Linked DNA regions of Homo sapiens: regions 1, 3, 4 and 5 are each linked to region 2. The links are chromatin contacts, found by Hi-C or POLR2A ChIA-PET in ENCODE. All regions are on one chromosome and are shown on one strand. Each heading gives the region's core, a stretch centred on a gene start or an enhancer-like site at or near the end of the contact. The rest is flanking DNA. Distances are from core to core; before and after follow the strand shown.

Region 1 (2,700 bases), core at 116-2,615, 270 kb after region 2:
AGGTGCGGTAGCTCACACCTGTAATCCCAGCACTTTGGGAGGCTGAAGTGGGTGGGTCAACTGAGGTCAGGAGTTCGCGACCAGCCTGGCCAAGGTAGTGAAACCCATCTCTACTAAAAATACAACAAAGGTGGCGTGGTGGCGGGCACCTGTAATCCCAGCTACTCGGGAGGCTGAGGCAGGAGATTTGCTTGAGGCCAGAGGCAGAGTTTGCAGTGAGCCGAGATTGTGCCATTGCACTCCAGCTCAGGCAACAAGAGCCAGACTCCATCTCAAAAAAAAAAAAAAAAAAAGTTTTTTAGAGGTGGGTGTCACCATGTTGCTCAGGCTGGTCTCAAACTCCTGAACGCAACAGATCCTCCTACATTGGCCTCCCAAAGTGCTGGGGTTACAGGCCACTGCGCCCAGCTTTCTTGATTTTAAATTCTAAGACATTGCTTTGGTCTCCCAAACATGAGCCTATCAGTAAAGCTTCAAAATAAGAAATCTTAATTTTGTTTTTCCATTTTCAGATTGTATTTTTTGAACACAAGGGCATGTTTTGGCATTTCATATTCAACCAAAAAGTAAAGTTGAAACCCTGTAAGACCGACCGTATTTAGTAATTGTGTTGCTGTCTGATGGGTTAAGCATTCAGGGATGGGCAGCCGGGGCTGAAGTGTGATAAGCCTTATTTTTTCCTAGTCCCGTTCCCACATCTTAGGAAGAGTGAAAGGGGGATGAAGAGGTGACTATGGAAGAACAGGTGAAAAAGCTTAGATTCAACCCAGAATATCGTAGATTTTGTCATGACAAAGTACCGTGGTTCTCCTCATTGCTTTTCAGGAGCTCCCAAGAGTAAATTTCCCCCTCTTCATCTGTGATTCTTGGTTTAAAGTATCAAAGGTGCTAGGGTAGCCCGCAACTGTTATCCCCGAGGGCTGGGCTCTGCCTCCACGCATTCGAGTGTCAGGTCCTGTTCTGGGAGCCAGCTACACAGGAGCGAGCACGGCCGAGCTCACGGTTATTAGGGGGAAGATGGAAGATAGGGAAGTGAGCAACTCAAATGTCATAAACCAGAGTGCTGGGGGCGGCGCAGCAGCCTTTATTGACTTCTTCATTCTCTGGGTAGTGGTGAACAGCCGGTTCTTTCAGGCCTTCCAGCGCCGGAGCCTCGGGCGTGGGCAAAAAGCGTCCATACGCAGCCTGAGCCACTTGGGAGCCCCCAGTTTCCGAGGCAGAAGAACAGTGCCCACCAGCGCAGCGGGGCTGCGGCCCGGAAACCCTGGCGGGGAGCCCCGAGCCCCGGCGGGCGCACGCCGCGTGGGCACCAGGCAGGCGGTTGGAGTACGGGGCGGGGGTCGGCCGAGGGCGCGGGGCCCCGGGGCTCCGGGCTCGCCCCCGCCGCTCGGGGCAGGCGCGCCGATGGCGTTTCTGAGGTGACGCCGCCCACACCGGGCTTCTCCGGGGGCGGAGGAAACACCTATGAACCCTCCGGCAGCCTTCCTTGCCGGGCGCCAGGTAAGCAGCGGTTCCGGGCGCGGCGGGGCGCCGCGGGAACGGTGCACATTGGTCGAAATCTATTGCTTCTCAAGAACGGTGTCTACTTAAAATGTGAAACAGGCCGGGCGCGGTGGCTCACGCCTGTAATCCCAGCGCTTTGGGAGGCGGAGGCGGGCGGATCACGAGGTCAGGAGATCGAGACCATCCTGGCTAACACAGTGAAACCCCGTCTCTACTAAAAATAAAAAAAAAAAAATTAGCCGGGCGTGGCGGCGGGCGCCTGTAATCCCAGCTACTCGGGAGGCTGAGGCAGGAGAATGGCGTGAACCCGGGAGGCAGAGCTTGCAGTGAGCCGAGATCGCGCCACTGCACTCCAGCCTGGGCGACAGAGCGAGACTCCGTCTCAAAAAAAAAAAAAAAAAAAAAAAGTGAAACAATACACTAGAGGAAAACGGCGTCACGACCGTTTCCTTAACCCAATAACACCTTGTTATTCAGCCCGGGCCACAGAGTAGCGCGTACCCGGTGCTTACTGTTTAAGGAGGACGATTGGCGTCTGGGGAGCTGCTTTCCCATTTACCTCTCAGGGTGTCCTTAATTTACACAACCTGGCGAGTAGAGGAAGGAGCTCTCACAACTCCACTGTACCAAAAAGTCTGGAAGTGGGCTTGCCCAAGGTTCGCGTCCATCAGTGTAAGACGACCTGCCTTTGTGTACTCGGCTTACTGCCTGTTTTCCTGGAGTGGAATATGTGCTCCTTGCCTGGAGGTCTGTGGCCCAGCCACTGGCGCTCAATAAATTATTTGTTGAGTGCATGAATGAAGGGCTAACCCAACACTGGAATTCAAGCCTTGGGACTTGAAATCCCTTGACTCCAAATTCCATTTTCCTTGTTAAGACTAGCAACTGTAATTTATTCATCATTCTTATTTATTTATTTTTGAGACAGGGTCTGGCTCTGTCCCCAGGGCTGGAGTACAGTGACGCAATGTCGGCTTACTGCAGCCTCTGCTTCCCGAGTTCAAGCAATCCTCCCGCCTCAGCCTCCCAAATAGCTGGGACTACAGGCTCCCACCACCATGCCGAGCTAATTTTTGTGTTTTTAGTAGAGACAGGGTTTCGCCATGTTGGCCAGGCTGGTCTCGAACTCCCGACCTCAGGTGATCTGCCCACCTCGGCCTTCCAAAGTGCTGGGATTACAGGCGTGAGCCACTGAGC
Region 2 (2,729 bases), core at 105-2,604:
GAGCCACAGCGCCCGGCCTCAACTTTTTGTATTCTGAAAATTTTCCTCACAATGTGGAGGAAGACGACATTCTGAAAAAATAAATCGCGCTTCACAAACCTTAAAAACTGATATACTGACTGGGCGCCGTGGCGGGCGCCTGTAATCCCAGCTATTCGGGAGGCTGAGGCAGGAGAATCGCTTGAACCCGGGAGGCGGAGGTTGCAGTGAGCCGAGATCGCGCCACTGCACTCCAGCCTGGGCAACAGACTGAGACTCCATTCCCCGACCCCGTCCCCCTAAAAAAGCTAACATATCAGCCACTTTCAGTTCTCTACAAATTTTAAAAGGAAAACTACCCGAACCAAAGTTATCTATCTACCTATAAAACTCTACGAACGTAAAAAAAAACATACTAGCAAATCAAGAAAAATCTGCAATCTTGTAACTCAAGTCTAACAGAAACTTCTTTGGCGCGTTTTCCTCAAGGCGTTGCAAAGCATCTTCAGCACAGAAGCGAGCTCCGAGTGGAAGAACTCTAAAATTAATCCCCAATTTTAATCAAGCAATTAACCAATTATCTCAGCACACCCGGATTCCTTGAGGCCCCCAACTCTGCATTCTGGGACCACTAGCGTTTGCCCCGGTATAAAAACCGATCCCGCGTCTAAGCAGCCGGTATTTCATCACCTACAACTGTAACATGACGGCACAATTTGAGCGTGGCTGCGAAATATGAAACCTCACCACGACCTCAAACAGAGGGGGGCAATTAAGGGCTTGTGTACAATCTGTCAGGTGAGCAGCCTAAAATAACCCTAAACACGGCACCCGGGTGGGAGGCAGGAGTGGGTCTGGTCAGGAGACGGCCTCCCTGAGGGGAAGAGGTCTGCGCCGAGGCAGCCTGCGCGCCCCGAACCCTAGACTCTCGGTCCGCCGGCGGGTGACAGAAAGCACTTGGAATTCTGGCCCTCCTGGAACTTCCGCCCGCGCCCTCGCCCTCGCCCGGCGCTGCCCCGGCCCCACGCCTGGCGCTGCCCCGGCCCCACACCCGGGTGACAGGGCCCAGCGAGAGGAAAGGATATTCTCGGCGCGGAGCTGCTCGATGGTCTCCTCGCACTGCCGAAGCCGCTCCCGTAGCTCCGCGTCGCCGACCCCATTTTCGTCCTCCTCGTCGCCGTCGTCGTCCTTGAAGCGAGTGTGAACGGGCTTCGGAATCGACTCCTCTGGGTGGTCGAACGGCTCGAAGAGCTCTAGATCGCCAAAATACACCTCTGCGGCCATTTTGGGCTGTGGAAAAGATTCGAGAAGAGGCGGAGCCGGCCACCAGGGCTTGGGGAAGAAGGTTGGAAGGCGGCACCACTCTCTAGAGCTCTGGCCGCACGGAGCCACCCGCTAGGGTTTTCTCCAGACGCAGGCCGCGAAAGCTGCACACGGGGCGGGGCCAGTCGCTAGAGACTACAACTCCCGGAATGCAGCGGGGCCTATCGGGCTTGCGATTGCCCGGAGGACGGCATGCTGGGACGTGTGGTTTCTAAGCGACTGGTACTCATTGTCTGCATTGCATCCTGGGATTGGTGCTTTTTGAAATGTGAAGAAAGCTGGAGTAGGTCAGAATGCGCTAAAGCAATCTGGGGGCAGGGCGGGGTGGCTCACACCTGTAATACCAACTACTCGGGAGGCAGAGGTGGGAGGATCACGTGAGCCCAGGAGTTGGAGACCACCCTGGGCAACAGAGCGAGACCCAGACACTACAAAAAAATATAAAAATTAGCTGGGCGATTGTAGTCCCAAGTACTCGGCAAGCTGAGGCGGGAGGGTTTGAGCCCAAGAGGTCGAGGCTGCATTGAGCCCAGATGGCGCCACTGCACACCAGCCTGGGAGACAAAGCAAGACCCTGTCTCAAAAAGAAAAAGAAAAACAAAAACCAGTATGGGATGTTCCTGTTAGGCAACTAAGGGTGAAAAATCAGAGCACGACGCATAGCTTCTCACAGATTCTGGTGTGCGTGCCACACCAGAGAATAAGGAACTCCATAGCCTGAAAGGGAACTGAATAAAAATAAACATAAAAGAGAATAAGAAACTCCAGCTTTGCTACAGAGATGACTGTTGTAGATTAGTTTATTGAGCTTGCTTCGTTTTTAATGTAAGATTAGCTAGACTCAACTATTTGTCTGTTGAGGCTTTCTGTCATTCAATCACATTATTTACTTACACCTTCGATGGGCCAGGCACTTGTCTAGGACCTGAGTATGGTTACAAGAGTAACCACAATAGAGTAATTCCTCCTCTCACGAAGGCTGTAGTCCACAAAAAGCAACAAAAACCCCATAATTATAAATGTTCCTGTTCTTGGGTCGAGATGGTTGTTGATGGATATTGATCACACAAAGAAATGTGGGCCGGGGGCGGTGGCTCACATCTGCAACCCCAGCACTTTGGGAGGCCGAGGCAGGTGGATCACGAGGTCAGAAATTCAAGACGAGCATGACCAACATGGAGAAACCCTGTCTCTACTAAAAATACAAAAATTAGCCAGGCGTAGTGGCACACGCCTGTAATCCCAGCTACTCAGGAGGTTGAGGAAGGAGAATCGCTTGAACCCGGGAGGCAGAGGTTGCAGTGAGCCGAAATCGTGCCACTGCACTCCAGCTTGGGCGACAGAGCAAGACTCTGTCTCAAAAAAAAAAAAAAAAAAAAAAAGGTGAAAAACACAGGAAGTTATGAATATTTAACAAACACCCTAGT
Region 3 (2,700 bases), core at 112-2,611, 390 kb before region 2:
TTTTCCTGGATGTACCTAATCTCACAGCTCTGGTGCTCTCCAGCTCCGCAGCACCTTTGTTCAGCATCCCCCCACAGTCGTTCCCCCTCTTCCCATCCAGAGTCACGGTGAGGCTTGGCCACAGTGGCCTAGAGGCTTTAATTGTGCGGTTCCCACAGCACAGTGAGTCAGACAGCCCTGAACGTCTTGGGAAGCATCAGCTGAATGTATGAATTCTTTTTACTGAGAACCTCCTGTGTTCCAGATAGAAAGTCAGTCTGCTCTAAATACCTGGCTTCATTTCATTCTTACCACAGCTCTGTGAAGTAGTTTTCTTTTTTTCCCAAAGAAAGTGAAGTTCTGAAAGGCCAGGTGTCTGTCCAAGGCTGCAGAGCTGGCAGGCAGTTGGACACTGACTGCCCTCTCCCGGCTCTCCTGTGGCTGGTGGTGACAGGGTGGTTAGAAAAGTGTCTTTTCCGAGTTGGCCCTGATTGAAAAGGGGGATTTGGGGGGACATTGTCCTCCCCCAGCTCTCCTGTGACCAGTGGTGACAGGGTGGTGATAAAAGCATCTTTCTGAGTTGGCCTTGATTGGAAGGTGGGGGGTTGCGGGGACACTGCCCTCTCTGGCTCTCCCCTGGCCGGCGGTGACTAGGTGGTAATAAAAGTATCTTTCCAAGCTGACCCTGATTGGAAGGTGCGCCATGTGTCCCCTGCGAAGGGCAGCCTGGCCTGTGATGCTGCTGATGGAGAAGATGAATTTTTATGACATTAAGACAGAATCAGGGCCGAAAGGGGTGGTTCACACCTGTAATCCCAGCACTTTGGGAGGCTGAGGCGGGTGAATCACGAGTTCAAGAGATCAAGACCATCCTGGCCAACACGGTGAAACCTCGTCTGTACTAAAAATACAAAAATTAGCCAGGTATGGTGGCGGGCATCTACAATCTCAGCTACTCAGGAGGCTGAGGCAGGAGAATGGCTTTAACCCAGGAGGCAGAGGTTGCAGTGAGCTGAGATAACACCACTGCAACTCTAGCCTGGCGACAGAGCGAGACTCCATCTCAAAAAAAAAAAAAAAAAAAAAGACAGAATTAGATTTCCTCAGTAAAATCTGGGATTTTGCCATCAGAGGAATCATATTATCATTCTTCCTTATGTCAGGAAAGGGTAGCAGGCCCTTGTACATAACACGAGGACTGAAACTTTATAGTCAAAAAATCAACATAAATGGTTGGCTTCAAGTTTTGTTCATAATTACTCTCTCCCTGCTCGACTCCTCCCCACCTCTAAATGCACGCTGGCCCCCAAAGATCTGCAGGAAGGAGAAGACACAAAATCTCCTTCCCATGTGGGTCACGCCCTTTCATTAGTCCGTGAGCTCCTGCAAGGCCTGTGTTTTGCTTTCACTTGTGTGTGGAGGGAACCAGCAGTACATCAGGGACTTCGGTTTTGAGAAATGAGTGCCCATCACTGTCTAGGCAGACTTCTTTTTCCTGCTCTGTAGTTTTTCTTAAATTATGTGTGTCTTACAAATTCTCATTCCATTTTAGTCTATTCTTCCAGGAGGCCTTCAAGCAGGGGTAAATGAAAGAGAGAGACATTAGTCACTCTGACCTTGACTTTTAGTGACTAAACCTGTGCTCACCCTCATGTGAAACTATAAAAAATATAATTTCCTTTTTAGGTGGCACAATCTCAGCTCACTGCAACCTCTGCCTTCCGGGCTCAAGTGATTCTCCTGCCTCAGCCTCCTGAGTAGCTGGGATTACAAGCGTGCACCACCACACCTGGCTAATTTTTGTATTTTTAGTAGAGATGGGGTTTCACCATGTTGGCCATGCTGGTCTCGAACTCCTGACCTGAAGTGTTCTGCCCACCTTGGCCTCCCAAAGTGCTGGGATTACAAGGCGTGAGCCACCACGCCCAGCTAATTTTTGTATTTTTAGTAGTGACGGGGTTGCACTGTGTTGGCTAGGCTGGTCTTGAACTCCTGACCTGAAGTGATCCGCCCGCCTTGGCCTCCCAAAGTGTTGGGATTATAGGCATGAGCCACTGTGCCCAACTACTTTTTGTATTCTTAGTAGTGATGGGGTTTTGCCATGTTGGCCAGGCTGGTCTCGAACTCCTGGCCTTAAGCGATCCACACTGGGATTACAGGTGTGAGCCACCGTGCCTGGCCCAAATTGTTGCTTTTCACAGACAGGAAAGAAATGTAGATATATGGAATGCTGACAAAGATGTAATCCGTTCATACGTCTCAGGAGAGACAGAAGGGCTGTTTGACCTCAGATGGGTTGGCTGAGGAGATTTGCAGCATGTCTGAAATACAAAAACTGTTTCTACAGCTTGCCTTCGATTTAGAGTAGGCTCCAACTCTTCTGCCCATCCCAAACTCCTTTGCTACTTGGAAGGTTAATAAGTTGACTAAAAAACACCCATGGGAAGAGGATGCAAAGGAGAGATTTAGGTTGACAACTGATTCTCAGTAGCAGATGGGAGAAAGCATCTTTAGCAGGCAAAGGGAAAATGGATTTTATTTTGGAATTTCTATTATGTGATGAGGGCAGTACAAAGTTGTTCGTATGCTTTTTTGAATCCTCTTCCTCAAATAAGCCAGAATCCTGTGGTTGCAGTGGGTGTTACAGGATCCAGCTATTCTTCCTTTTGCCGAATGGAAGTGGGTGTGACCCCAACGCATCCCTGCTCTGGGTGCCTCTCA
Region 4 (2,700 bases), core at 4-2,503, 510 kb before region 2:
TTCTAGTAATAATTGAGAGACTTGTATTTCATTGGCTTTGCACTAAACCAAATGCTCAGTAACTACTAGTAAATCGAGTAAAATTAACTAGGGCACTAAATGATTATTCTAAGCTTCTTGTGAGTTTCAAGAGAATTCTTTTTGTGGCCTCACTTGTGTCCACATTATTTACTTCATCATTCATTCATTCATCCATTCATCCATCTATCTATCCATTCAGTAAACATTTCTCTGAGCCTCTATAATGTGCCAGGCTCTGAACTAAGCTGCCGGGGAAATAGAGATGAAAGCTCTGGCTACAGCTTAATGGGGAAAACAGATGTGAGCCCAAAGAATTAGAGCGTGCACCGCAGCTGCCACCCATTATTACTCTCTACTGAAAGTCACAAGCTTGGGGCTGATTCATTTTGGCACCAGTATCACCTCCGTGAACCCCTGTGGTCTAAGAGCAGCAGTATTCAAAGTGTGGTCCCCAGACCAACAGGATTGACTTCACGTGACCTAGGGACTTACAAGAAATGCAAATGGTCAGACCCTATCCCAGACTCAGAAACCCCCCAGGTGGGACCAGCAGTCTGTTTGAACAAGACCTCCCGGTCATTGTGAAGCCTGACATGTCAGCGAGCCTTTGCCTTCCAGCCATGTTTCTCAAGCTTGGCTACGCATTCAAATCATTCGAATGAGAAGCTTCCAAAAATTTGGTCCCCAGACCAATTAAATCAGGATCTCAGCTGGTTGTGGTGGCTCATTCCTGTAATCCCAGCAATTTGGGAGGCCGAGGCAGGCAGATCACTTGAAGTCAAGAGTTTGAGACCAGCCTGGCCAACAGTAGGAACCCTGTTGCTACTAAAAATACAAAAATTAGCCAGCTGTGGTGGCGCGCGCCTGTAGTCCCAGCTACTTGGGAGGCTGAGGCAGGAGAATTGGTTGGACTCAGGAGGTGGAGGTTGCTGTGATCCGAGATCACGCCACTGGACTCCTGCCTGGGCGACAGAGTGAGACTATCATCTAAAAAAAAAAATCAGGTTCTCAGGGAATAGGATCTGGGCCTCAGAACTGTTTAAGCTCTCCAGGTGAATGGAATAAAGCCCCGCCTTAGCAGGCGTGAGAATGCCAATCAAAGGCCAGGCTGACTGACAACCACCAGTGCGTCTGGGCCGCTCAGCTAGGACTCCTGCTTCTCTCAAGCCATCTTCACACGGGGGCGTTCAGAACAAGCTCTGCGTTCTATTTCCAGCTCCGAGGTTCCTCTCCCAAGCATGAACTTTGTTCAGACAAGTAGCAGAACCTGCCTTTTCAACGAACACTTGCGAAGTCGGCTCAGGAAGGAAATGTCAGTGATGCCGAAGCTGCCAACTCCGTGCTTGTTGAGTAGTGATTCTTGATCAGTCATACGGGAAGAGAGAGTAAGAGGTGAATCACATGCTGAGTGGTTTGTGCTGTGAATGTTTGCTGAGCTCTTTGGAACTCTCTGGGTATGAGTAACTCAGGCCCTTATGAATTCCTTTTGTCGTCTTAGTCTCCTGTTCTGAACTGAGTTAAATCATATATTACATTGGTAATTTATATATATTTATATATATTATTTCTTTTTTTTTTCTTTTTCAGACAGGGTCTTACTCCTCACTCCTGTTGCCCAGGCTGGAGTGCAGTGGCACAATCACGGCTCAGTGCAGCCTCCACCTCCCGGGCTCAGGTGATCCTCCCATCTCAGCCTCCCAAGTAGCTGGGACTACAGGCACATGCGCCACCACGCCAAGCTAATTTGTTGTCTTTTTTGTAGAGACAGGATTTCACAGCCCAGGCTGTCTCAAGCTCCTAAAACGATCTACCCACTCCAGCCTCCTAAAGTGCTGGGATTACAGGCGTAAGCCACCCCACCCAGCCAAATTATAATTTATCTTATGTTATGATTACATGTATTGTAATTAGCAAGTGCATAGAAAAATATAATCACAAGAGCTCTCCCTCTCCCTCTCCCACTCCCTCTCCCTCTCCGTCTCCCTCTCCCTCTCCCTCTCCCCACGGTCTCCCTCTCATGCGGAGCCGAAGCTGGACTGTACTGCTGCCATCTCGGCTCACTGCAACCTCCCTGCCTGATTCTCCTGCCTCAGCCTGCCGAGTGCCTGCGATTGCAGGCACGCGCCGCCACGCCTGACTGGTTTTGGTGGAGACCGGGTTTCGCTGTGTTGGCCGGGCCGGTCTCCAGCCCCTAACCGCGAGTGATCCGCCAACCTCGGCCTCCCGAGGTGCCGGGATTGCAGACGGAGTCTCGTTCACTCAGTGCTCAATGGTGCCCAGGCTGGAGTGCAGTGGCGTGATCTCGGCTCACTACAACCTACACCTCCCAGCCGCCTGCCTTGGCCTCCCAAAGTGCCGAGATTGCAGCCTCTGCCCGGCCGCCACCCCGTCTGGGAAGTGAGGAGTGTCTCTGCCTGGCCGCCCATCGTCGGGGATGTGAGGAGCCCCTCTGCCTGGCTGCCCAGTCTGGAAAGTGAGGAGCGTCTCCACCCGGCCGCCATCCCATCTAGGAAGTGAGGAGCGCCTCTTCCCAGCCGCCATCACATCTAGGAAGTGAGGAGCGTCTCTGCCCGGCCGCCCATCGTCTGAGATGTGGGGAGCGCCTCTGCCCCGCCGCCCCATCTGGGATGTGAGGAGTGCCTCTGCCCGGCCGAGACCCCGTCTGGGAGGTGAGGAGCG
Region 5 (2,700 bases), core at 158-2,657, 440 kb before region 2:
CTTTTTTCACCGTTACCTAATTTTTTCCCCTTTCAAGAATTTTTTTTTTTTTTGGTGTGTTGTACAGCAGTATAATTTTTCACTTATTTATTCCATCAGTAGATATGGTTTGTACAATGTACAATTGTTTCATTTCAGAAAATAAAAATTTCAAATCATGAATACCTTGTGGTTTTGTCTCATTTTAAGTAAGGTCAGATCGATGGTGACGGTGTCCCTCTCCAGCTGCTCCGGCCTCTCTTGCTTGGCCGTGTGGCCCTGATTCTACAAGACACACAAGTTCCTTGCACACAGGAGCTGTTGCCTTCCATAGTCATAAGAGCTGCCATTATTAAGCACCAGCTGGATGCCAGGCAAGCCACTAGTTGCTCCTTTCTGTGGGCAGGTATTGTTGGCCACCTTGTGCAGGTGAGAAAACAGCAGGACAGTCCCCTGCAGGGCTCTCATGCCGGGTCAGGCCCCCAGGTTGAAAGCCACACCTGAGGCCAGGCGTGGTGGCTCATGCTTGTAATCCCAGCACTTTGGGAGGCCGAGAAGGGCGATCACCTGAGGTCAGGAGTTCGAGACCAGCCTGGGCAACATGGCGAAACCCCGTGTCTACTAAAAATAGAAAAATTAGCCAGGTGTGGTGGCACACACCTTTAATCCCAACTAGTTGGGAGGCCAAGGCAGGAGAATGGCTTGAACCTGGGAGGCAGAGGTTGCAGTGAGCTGAGATCACGCCACTGCACTCCAGCCTGGGTGCAACAGAGTGAGATTCTGTCTCAAAAAAAAAAAAGCCACACCTGATCCGCCTACCCCGAGACCTGGGTTCCAGCAGGGACATGTTTTCAGCTTCCCTGTCTCTGAGGGGACTCTGGATTGTGGTAGGGACTCAGGGGCGTTAGTGCATGGGTGGACTGCAACCTCGGCTTGACTTGTCCTAACAGCCTCTAGTGACTTACATGGTTGGGCTGGAACCAGACCTTTCCCAGGGCTGTGACCCTTTCAGCCCAGACTCCTTCCCCCACGCTGACTTCCCCACCTCTGTCCAGCGTCACCTGGCCCTTGGGTCAGCCCCTAAAGAGAGCTGGCAGGGGTGGGGGTGTTGTGTCAGCGGGTCTAGGCCAAGCTGCACTGCGTGGACCGGCTGCAGGCAGATGCTCTCTCCTGTTTGTTCTGTCTGACTCTCCTTCCTACCCGTTCCTTTTTAACATGTTCCAGTGTTTTTACCAGAATTGGCTGCTCAGCTAAATAAACTCCTGATATGGAAAGTTCAGCCTGACAAAACACAAATCATAGAGGCCTTGTTTGCTTAAGGAAAAAAAATGCCTGAGCTGGCACACGTTCCCGCGCTTCCTTTCTGCCCTCCCTGCGTGTCTGTTCCCAGCTCTCACTCTCTGGATCGGTCCCTCCCTCCTCTCTCTAAGGCTTCTGCCCTTTCCCCCTGCCTCCCTTGTCTCCACCCGCCTAGATCACTGTCTCACAGTCATTCTGTGGAACTTCCTCTGTGTCTCTCACTGGAGCCGCCTAACTTCCTCTCCCACCTCCCTTCATCAAGGAGCAGTCTCATGCCCAGGAGCTAGAAATGTAGGCTTTGCCGGCATTGGTTGAGCTGTGCTGGGCCCTAGGCAGCGATGACTCAAACTTGACCCTTAACCCCCAGGCAGGTAAGTGAGCCGCAGTGCTTTACGATGCCGACCACAGTTTGGAATTAGGGGATACAGACATTCTGATGGCAAGGGTCAGGGAATCTCCTAGGACACTGGAGGAATACCAGGCCTGGGGCTAAGCAGCTCGTTTTTCCTTTTTGACACAAAGGAGGGGCTGGAGGCTTCTGAGCCAAGGCTCTGCTGGACTAGGGATGGTGTTGCCAATGAATAGCATGGATTGGAAAAGACCAGACTGGAAGTGGGAGCCGGGCAACTAGGGAACTGGAACAATAGGCCAAGCGGGGGGCCAGCGGTTGGCAACAGGGCCCATGTGGCCCCAGGCAATGTGAAGGCGGTCAGTAGGCAGGGAGGTGGGGTGGGAAAGGGATCAGCTGGGGGAGGTAGGCAGAAAAGGCTCAGGTCCAAGTTCCAGGCCATGCTAAGGCAACAAGTGTCACAGAGGTCCGTGGTGGGGCCGAGGATGGACTGCAGACCCTAAAGGCCAAGTCCAACTTCCCTCTATCGCTCCTCTGGGTGAAGAATGCATGTTTCCTCCAGAGTCTCAGATTAGATAGACATCCTTTGACCTTGTCTATCCAGTTCTGTTTCCCTCTTCTTCCCATAGGGGTCTCCCTCCCTCCCCGTCCTTAAGTGGGGCGGGCACTTAGCCCAGGGTGGTGATATGACCCAGTCCTATCCAATCACCATGGTCCCGCCTCCTGGCTACCACAATTGGCTCAGGGATGAGCACGTGGCCCATAGCAGCCCAGTGAGAGTCAGCCCTGGGTGGGAACTGGTGGGAAAGAATTCTGCTGGAGCATCTGGAGTTGCTCAAATGGAGTGGCTGTGGCCATCTTTCCTTACACGTGGGGAGGAATCAGCCTGAGAATGAAACCATCACAGGAAAGGGCTGAAAGACGGTGAGTGTGTGCTTTCTAAGGGCAGCATTTGGGCCTTGGCCCCAGCCGGCCCTGAAGCCAGCACAACCCCCGGAACGTCTCAATTTGTGAGCCAATAAATGCCCTTGATGGTTTAGGCAAGTTTTCACTGGGTCTTACCCGACGTGAGC

What was found. A loop is a pair of places that touch in the nucleus more often than their neighbours do. ChIA-PET counts read pairs that join two places held with the same protein, here RNA polymerase II (POLR2A). Pooled maps may share reads with other maps.
Region 1: a map of naive thymus-derived CD4-positive, alpha-beta T cell shows a loop between it and region 2 (16-fold over the local background). The contact joins the promoter of CCDC62 here to the promoter of ZCCHC8 in region 2. A Hi-C loop is called at or near these places in 2 of 168 maps with a recorded cell type or tissue (naive thymus-derived CD4-positive, alpha-beta T cell and thyroid gland) and 6 of 50 pooled maps. POLR2A ChIA-PET finds 5 or more read pairs at or near these places in 14 of 52 experiments (B cell, CD4-positive, alpha-beta T cell, CD8-positive, alpha-beta memory T cell and 9 more).
Region 3: POLR2A ChIA-PET joins it to region 2 with 11 read pairs in activated T-cell. The contact joins the enhancer-like site here to the promoter of ZCCHC8 in region 2. POLR2A ChIA-PET finds 5 or more read pairs at or near these places in 4 of 52 experiments (activated CD4-positive, alpha-beta T cell, activated T-cell and naive thymus-derived CD8-positive, alpha-beta T cell).
Region 4: a loop to region 2 is called in a pooled map, with 6 times the contacts of the local background. The contact joins the enhancer-like site here to the promoter of ZCCHC8 in region 2. A Hi-C loop is called at or near these places in 2 of 50 pooled maps. POLR2A ChIA-PET finds 5 or more read pairs at or near these places in 3 of 52 experiments (OCI-LY7, T-cell and activated B cell).
Region 5: a pooled map shows a loop between it and region 2 (4-fold over the local background). The contact joins the promoter of LINC02985 here to the promoter of ZCCHC8 in region 2. A Hi-C loop is called at or near these places in 7 of 50 pooled maps. POLR2A ChIA-PET finds 5 or more read pairs at or near these places in 2 of 52 experiments (T-cell and activated CD4-positive, alpha-beta T cell).

What each region holds. Positions count from the first base shown.
Region 1 is chr12:122,773,207-122,775,906 of GRCh38, forward strand. CCDC62 (coiled-coil domain containing 62) reads left to right here and starts at 1,366. Exons shown (of 13, transcript NM_201435.5): 1 at 1,366-1,500. The coding sequence starts at 1,465. RefSeq lists silencers at 1,204-1,413, 1,936-2,230 and enhancers at 1,513-2,206, 1,594-1,733.
Region 2 is chr12:122,499,578-122,502,306 of GRCh38, forward strand. ZCCHC8 (zinc finger CCHC-type containing 8) reads right to left here and starts at 1,355. Exons shown (of 14, transcript NM_017612.5): 1 at 1,065-1,355. The coding sequence starts at 1,263. RefSeq lists enhancers at 323-1,014, 1,015-1,708, 1,204-1,283, 1,484-1,543, 1,594-1,773 and 1 more and a silencer at 914-1,063.
Region 3 is chr12:122,107,324-122,110,023 of GRCh38, forward strand. The region is part of intron 1 of MLXIP (MLX interacting protein); the gene reads left to right. Among named protein-coding and RNA genes, the nearest start is that of MLXIP, 30 kb to the left of the region's middle. RefSeq lists an enhancer at 1,467-1,786. Within about 2 kb of position 1,362, at least 17 of the 41 ENCODE cell types and tissues checked have a DNase peak (open chromatin) inside an H3K27ac peak, as active enhancers do.
Region 4 is chr12:121,990,983-121,993,682 of GRCh38, forward strand. The region is part of intron 19 of CFAP251 (cilia and flagella associated protein 251); the gene reads left to right. Among named protein-coding and RNA genes, the nearest start is that of BCL7A, 30 kb to the right of the region's middle. RefSeq lists enhancers at 53-102, 1,185-1,284. Within about 2 kb of position 1,254, at least 13 of the 41 ENCODE cell types and tissues checked have a DNase peak (open chromatin) inside an H3K27ac peak, as active enhancers do; they include OCI-LY7, where a contact is called at or near this core.
Region 5 is chr12:122,061,883-122,064,582 of GRCh38, forward strand. It overlaps LINC02985 (long intergenic non-protein coding RNA 2985), which reads left to right and starts at 1,408. Exons shown (of 4, transcript NR_135044.1): 1 at 1,408-1,649; 2 at 2,668-2,700. It overlaps BCL7A (BAF chromatin remodeling complex subunit BCL7A), which reads left to right. Exons shown (of 6, transcript NM_001024808.3): 6 at 1-162. RefSeq lists silencers at 1,021-1,315, 2,236-2,385 and enhancers at 2,181-2,475, 2,426-2,655.